Linked DNA regions of Homo sapiens: region 1 is linked to region 2. Evidence: chromatin loops called from intact Hi-C (ENCODE). Cell type or tissue: IMR-90. All regions are shown on one strand. Each heading gives the region's core, and the rest is flanking DNA. Links, peaks and the distances in the headings are about the cores only. Region 1 has its middle 170 kb from the start of DROSHA. Region 2 overlaps DROSHA (drosha ribonuclease III).

Region 1 (2,924 bases), core at 319-2,818, 110 kb before region 2:
GATCTATATTCCAAAAGGCTCTCTCTTTGAGGGAATTCTGACTGGGAAGTCTATTCAAATGACTGAAGCATATCAGTGACAGTTTTGCTTTAGCCTGCTTTAGAATAAATGAAGGGCCAGCCTCTGTTAGGTAGTAGGTCTACCACAGGCAATAGCACACAGCTAGAACCTTAAATTTTCCTTTGAGTTCATTTTTGTTTTACAAAATACCCCCTCTGTTTTTGCTGATTGTTTGGATGGTAGGTTGGTGGATTGGTTGGTTGGTTGGTTGGTTGGTTGGTTGGTGGGTTGGTTGGTGGGTTGGTTGGTTGGTTGGTGGGTTGGTTGGTTGGTTGGTTGGTTGGTTGGTGAGTTGGTTGGTTGGTTGGTTGGTTGGTTGGTTGGTGGGTTGGTGGGTTTGTTGGTTGGTGAGTTGGTTGGTTGGTTGGTGGGTTGGTTGGTGGGTTGGTGGCTTGGCTGGTTGGTGGGTTGCTTGGTGGGTTGGTTGATGGATTGGTTGGTTGGTGGGTTGATTGGTTGTTTGGTAAGTTGGTTGGTTGCTTGGTTGGTTGGTGGGTTGGTTGGTGGGTTGGTTGGTGGGTTGGTTGGTTTGTTGGTTGGTTGGTTGCTTGGTGAGTTGGTTGGTTGCTTGGTTGGTTGGTGGGTTGGTTGGTTGCCTGGTTGGTTGGTTTACAGATAAGTCTCAGGCATTTTGCCATTCTGCATACAGAGCTGTGAGAGACAGCTGTACTTTGTACCCTGCATGAAATATGCCCAATGGGAAAACCAGTTCATGTTCACTTTCTTGATTCCATAAACACCCACATGTATTCATAGTAAGTAGAGTTTTAACATAATTCCTATGAGAATTGCACCCACCTATGTAGTTGTTCCATAAGTTGTTCTTTAATTAGTACCCCTTACTCCTGTCCTATCCTATGGTTTGATGTAGAACCTAAAGTCTCTTCAAGTTTCTTGGCTCTTACTTGCTCTACTACCTCCCATAGCATGTTCTGGGCTTCTGTCATTCAACACATTTCTGTTCTCTATCTCCCGGAAATTTATTAAACTGATTAAACTTTCTTATCTATTGGCTGCCCAACTCTCCTTGTCCTTATCCTGGCCTTCTCACTATGGGTTAGCAACTTCTATCCTTTTTTGTCCCCAGTGAGCTTTGGTGACTCAAAAGGCAAACATGTGCTCAACCTGCCATCTTCTAACCAAAGCACATATTTTAGAGTATATCATGTTACACTCCTGCAGAACCTTTCTGAAAGAATGCATCACACACTAATAATGATATCAATATCAAAGTCAATTATCTGTGGAGTCAAAGTCAATATCTGAGATTGGAATCCAGTTTTCCACAGCTCCAAAAGTTTGAGTGTATCATTTTTTTCTGGTTTGCAGGAAGTTTGATGGCATGTCTTTATATCATGGCCATGGGCAGGACTTGGAAAAAGTTTTACCACTAAAGCATCTATGAACTCAAGAAAGAAAACACTGGCTATGTACAATGATGACTGTGATCTTTTAAATTTATCTCAAATAGCGAACCTACCAGTCATAGTAAGTATTTCATTACTTTTTAATCCAGTTACATAGTTTTAATGCCTAACTGTAAAATAATACATGACTCTGTAGAGAAAAAATGAAGTTGAAGTAGTCTATGGAATTTATAAATCCAGCCCTTGTGATTGGAATAGAGTTTGACAAATGGGTCTCCTGGAAACTCTTTCTTTCATTACCAATGTTACTACAGCAACATGAACAGCAGTCCTGATTTTAGGAGAAACTAATCTCTAAATTTGAATTCCCATGATACTCAGATGGAGAGAGGAGATAGAAGAGATTTTCTGAATAATTATTTTTAAGATTACAGAACTATCATCTGTGTATTGTCCCAGCTTCCAACCTCCATTTCACAAATTAAAGTAGGACAGAGTCTAAGGGTTTGACACAAATCCTGGTGCATCAGAGAATGCCACAAACTATGTGGCAAAACTCCATAGGACACTTGAGCAGAGAAACAAAGGGTGGGGTCTTGTTTTGTAGGTGAATTGTTTAACCTCCTGCTCTAATGAAGTACCTAGCAACAGGAGAGGATAGTGAAGGCCCAGAGGGCAAGTAGCCTCCTTCCTCATACTAAACACTGCACGGTGAGCCTCAGAGTCATTCCTCTTGCCCTGGGGAGCCAGGCCCTCAGGTGCAGACTTACATCCCTCTTTGCTTGCAATGAAAGTCCAGAATTAACTGTTGCCCTTTCTGGCAGCAGCCGCCAGCTATTCTGGTCATACTACCTCCACCATCTACCGCCTTTCCCCAAGGCTCTGACCTTAGTGGCTGCCTTTTCCACAGAAATCAAGCATTTCTGATCACTGCTATACTTTGTACCCTGCATGAAACATGCCCAATGGGAAAACCAGTTCATGTCCACTTTCTTGATTCCATAAACACCCACATGTACTCATGATAAGTAGAGTTTTAACAAAACTCCTGTAAGAACTGCATAGATGCAATACTAGGTAAAAAAAATTTTTAACCTATCCCTTAAAATGTTTCCAGTGTGGACATATTTTAAAGCTCTCCAGGTGAGAGAGCAACTACTTATTTGCAAGGTGGTTCTGGGCACTTATTCCCCTACAGTCACTTGATGGCCCATATTTATCTCATTACACTTAAATGGATAATGAGATGTATCCAAAAGAGAAAAGACCACACGGGAGGAAATTCTGCATGAGACTGTCACAAAGCAACCTAGGCAGAAAATAACAGACTATTATGAAATGCTAAACTGGAAAATAAATACCTGAACACCACATTTGCACTGTAACAGAGATAGAGAGTGGCACTGAACATTTAAGCTCTAATCAATCTAAAAAAGAACACCCAAACTATTCAAAGCAAGGCTGGAGACCCGTTTGAGTTGGCAGAGGGTTTGCTTT
Region 2 (2,924 bases), core at 151-2,650:
AGAAAGAAAGAAGATCACAAGGTGCTTATAAGAATGCCAGTTATCCACCTTCTTATTTAGGTACAACGCTAATGATGAGGCAGAAGCGAGTCACATAGCAGCATAGAAACAAGACATAATTAAAAATATACATATACACACATCAGGTGCAAAGTTAACAACACTGAAGGAGAAACCACAAATCCATGTTGAAATCTGCTAAATATTTTAAATGGCAACTAAACCTTAAAGAGATTTTATTTACCACTGTAAAAAAGTAGAAACTCAGGGCAGATAACCTGAGGTGAAAGGTATCTCAAGGAAGGGGGATTGAGACTCTGCTCCCTGTCTGGTTTTGGGGCTCGATTTCCATGGAAAGGTAAGAGGAGATCCATAAATTAGAGACTCCTGCCAGAGCCCACAGGGCATGGGCTATATCTCTCACACCCAGCCTGGCAAAAAGACACTCCATAAACATTTGTGGAATGACTTTCTAAAGCAGACTAATAACTTGGCCACTCGCACTCAGGCTGCCATGAATTCACTAATGTTAATGAATTGGCTCTTTTGGTTTGTCTGCCTTGCCACTTGTTTATGTTGGGGATTTATGGAGCCATGTCACTGAGGGCTAGGAAGTAATTTTTATCTTGTTGGCTGAAATAAATAGGACATGATATAAATGAGAAATGAGAGCGGGTAAGCTAAGGTTAGCAGGAATTCCGCCAACTCTGGGACTGGAACTGTGACAACAGCTCATTATTCGGGAAGAACTGGAGTTTGTGTTTCAGGGAATGAATCTGGACAGTCATTAATGAACTGACAGACTTTATAAACTGTTTCTTAGAGACCCAATTCTCTCAGTTTATATTGCTTGATTATTTATATGGTTATTTGGGGAGGGGGTAATTTGTTAGAGAATCTGTATTAAGAATATGGCTGCTTATAAGAGTATTTCTCAACTGTTAGTACTCAACTTTAAGAAATACAAAAATATTATCCCCTTTCTCTACACTGACAGTAACTGTATGACTGCGTTTCTGTGTCTTCTGGATATTCCTGCTGAGACATCCTAATAATCTTATTTTCTAAAATACGTATTAACAAGTCTTTTCTAAATTTTCCAAATGTATATTAAGTTGTGGTACTAATAGATGGTTTTGCAAACTACACTTGCCTCCTGGAAATTTTGCAATACTCTCCCACCTCCTGGCCCCCTGCCAGCCACACCTGAGAACTACTGCTCCAGATGGGGCAATTTCAAAGAATCAATTTTCTAGACAGTCAATTTGCAAAACTGATTCAGGATTTGCAATGCTTTACTAGGGCAGTAATATAAGCAATGAGTAGGCTTTCCCCTAAGTGTGATCTCACTATCTTGAATCACGACCTACCTTTGCCCCAGTTACACTCAGAATAAAACCTTATACTCAGTCTAGTTCATATCAACTATTTTGCGACCAAAGGTAGAGAGTGGGATAGGAAAGAAACAAAAATTTGAGAAAAAATTTTAAATCTCAATAAACTGATTGCTCTATGATTTGGTTTCTGGTAAACTGGTCAACATTGAATAATCCTTGGTTTAAACTATCAAGCTTACTTTTGGGTAAAGTTGTATAAAGCAACTGGGACAGCTATCTTCAAAAGGGATAAACTGAAGAATTAGAGAAATATGATGATGACTTATAAAACTTGAATTTTCAGTTAGATATTATAATAAACTGACATAAACAAAAAGCAAGTCAGAATGAGAAAACCATAAAATACCTGAAAAATGCGGAAAGTTACTCATTCTCAAAGAAGTTCAAGAAACATGCAAATAGTAACATCAGACTTTTCGCTTATCAGATGGACTAAACCAGGAATGTCCAATCTTTCAGCTTCCCTGGGCCACAGTGGAAGAATTGTCTTGGGCCACACATAAAATACACTGACACTAACGACAGCTGATGAGATTAAAAAGAAAAATCCAAAAAAAACTCAAAATGTTTTACGAAAGTTTACGAATTTGTGATGGGCCACATTCAAAGCCGTCCTGGGCCATATGTGGCCCATGGGCTGTGGGTTGGACAAGCTTGGACTAAACTGTAAAAGACTAGTAACATCCTGGCCAGGTGTGATGGCTCACGCCTTTAATCCTAGCACTTTAGGAGGCTGAGGCGGGCAGACCTGAGGTCAGGAGTTCGAGACCAGCCTGACCAACATGGCAAACCCCTGTCTCTACTAAAAATACAAAAATTAGCCAGGCATGGTGGCAGGTCCCTGTAATCTCAGCAACTTGGGAGGCTGAGGCAAGAGAATCGCTTGAACCCGGGAGGCAGAGGTTGCAGTGAGCCGAGATGGCACCACCGCACTCCACCCTGGGTGAGAAGAGTGAGACTCTGTCTCAAAAAAAAGACTAGTAACATCCAGTATTGGCAGGTGTATAGAAAAAGAGTACTTTCTGTTGGTCAGAAAGAGTACTGTTGGTCAGAACTACAAATTGGTATGTCCTTTCTAGAGAAAACTTGGCCAACATCATTCTGAATTTAAAATGTACATACTATCTTAACACATAATTTCACTACTAGAACTCTACCTTACAGAAACAAACAAATGCAACAGGATAGACACAGACTATTTCTGAAGCATTTATACAAAATGGGGAAACAATGGAGAACTCCAGAATATTTGTCACCATAGGAATTATAAACAAATTAATGTCCATCCATACTATAAAATGCTAAGTATGCATCAAAGAATGAAGCAAAGCATTTACAGTACAGAGAATGCCTGAAGTATCTGAGTTTAAAAAAAAAAGGAAGTTGTGTAACATATTGTTATTCCACTTGAAGAAAAAAAGCATAATTCTCCTTAAAGCAGTTAAAACAATACAAATCAAGCCATTTACAGCATTTACCCATTTTCACATGTTCAGAAGGAAGTGTTCACTGTTTTTACTTTACATA

Evidence for each region. A loop is a pair of places that touch in the nucleus more often than their neighbours do. Peaks named below come from ENCODE experiments on the same cell type or tissue, not always from the same donor. Only the 100,000 strongest peaks of a DNase experiment are listed, where the experiment ranks them.
Region 1: a loop joins it to region 2, with 3 times the contacts of the local background. A loop is called at or near these places in 1 of 110 quality-filtered maps.

The regions. Positions count from the first base shown.
Region 1 is chr5:31,363,865-31,366,788 of GRCh38, forward strand. No RefSeq gene overlaps it. Among named protein-coding and RNA genes, the nearest start is that of DROSHA, 170 kb to the right of the region's middle. In IMR-90, for the core only: no CTCF peak of the experiment used is centred there; DNase peaks (open chromatin) are centred at 1,177 and 1,557; H3K27ac peaks cover 1,944 bases.
Region 2 is chr5:31,476,371-31,479,294 of GRCh38, forward strand. All of the region lies in intron 16 of DROSHA (drosha ribonuclease III), which reads right to left. Among named protein-coding and RNA genes, the nearest start is that of DROSHA, 54 kb to the right of the region's middle. In IMR-90, for the core only: no CTCF peak of the experiment used is centred there; a DNase peak (open chromatin) is centred at 1,321; H3K27ac peaks cover 1,110 bases.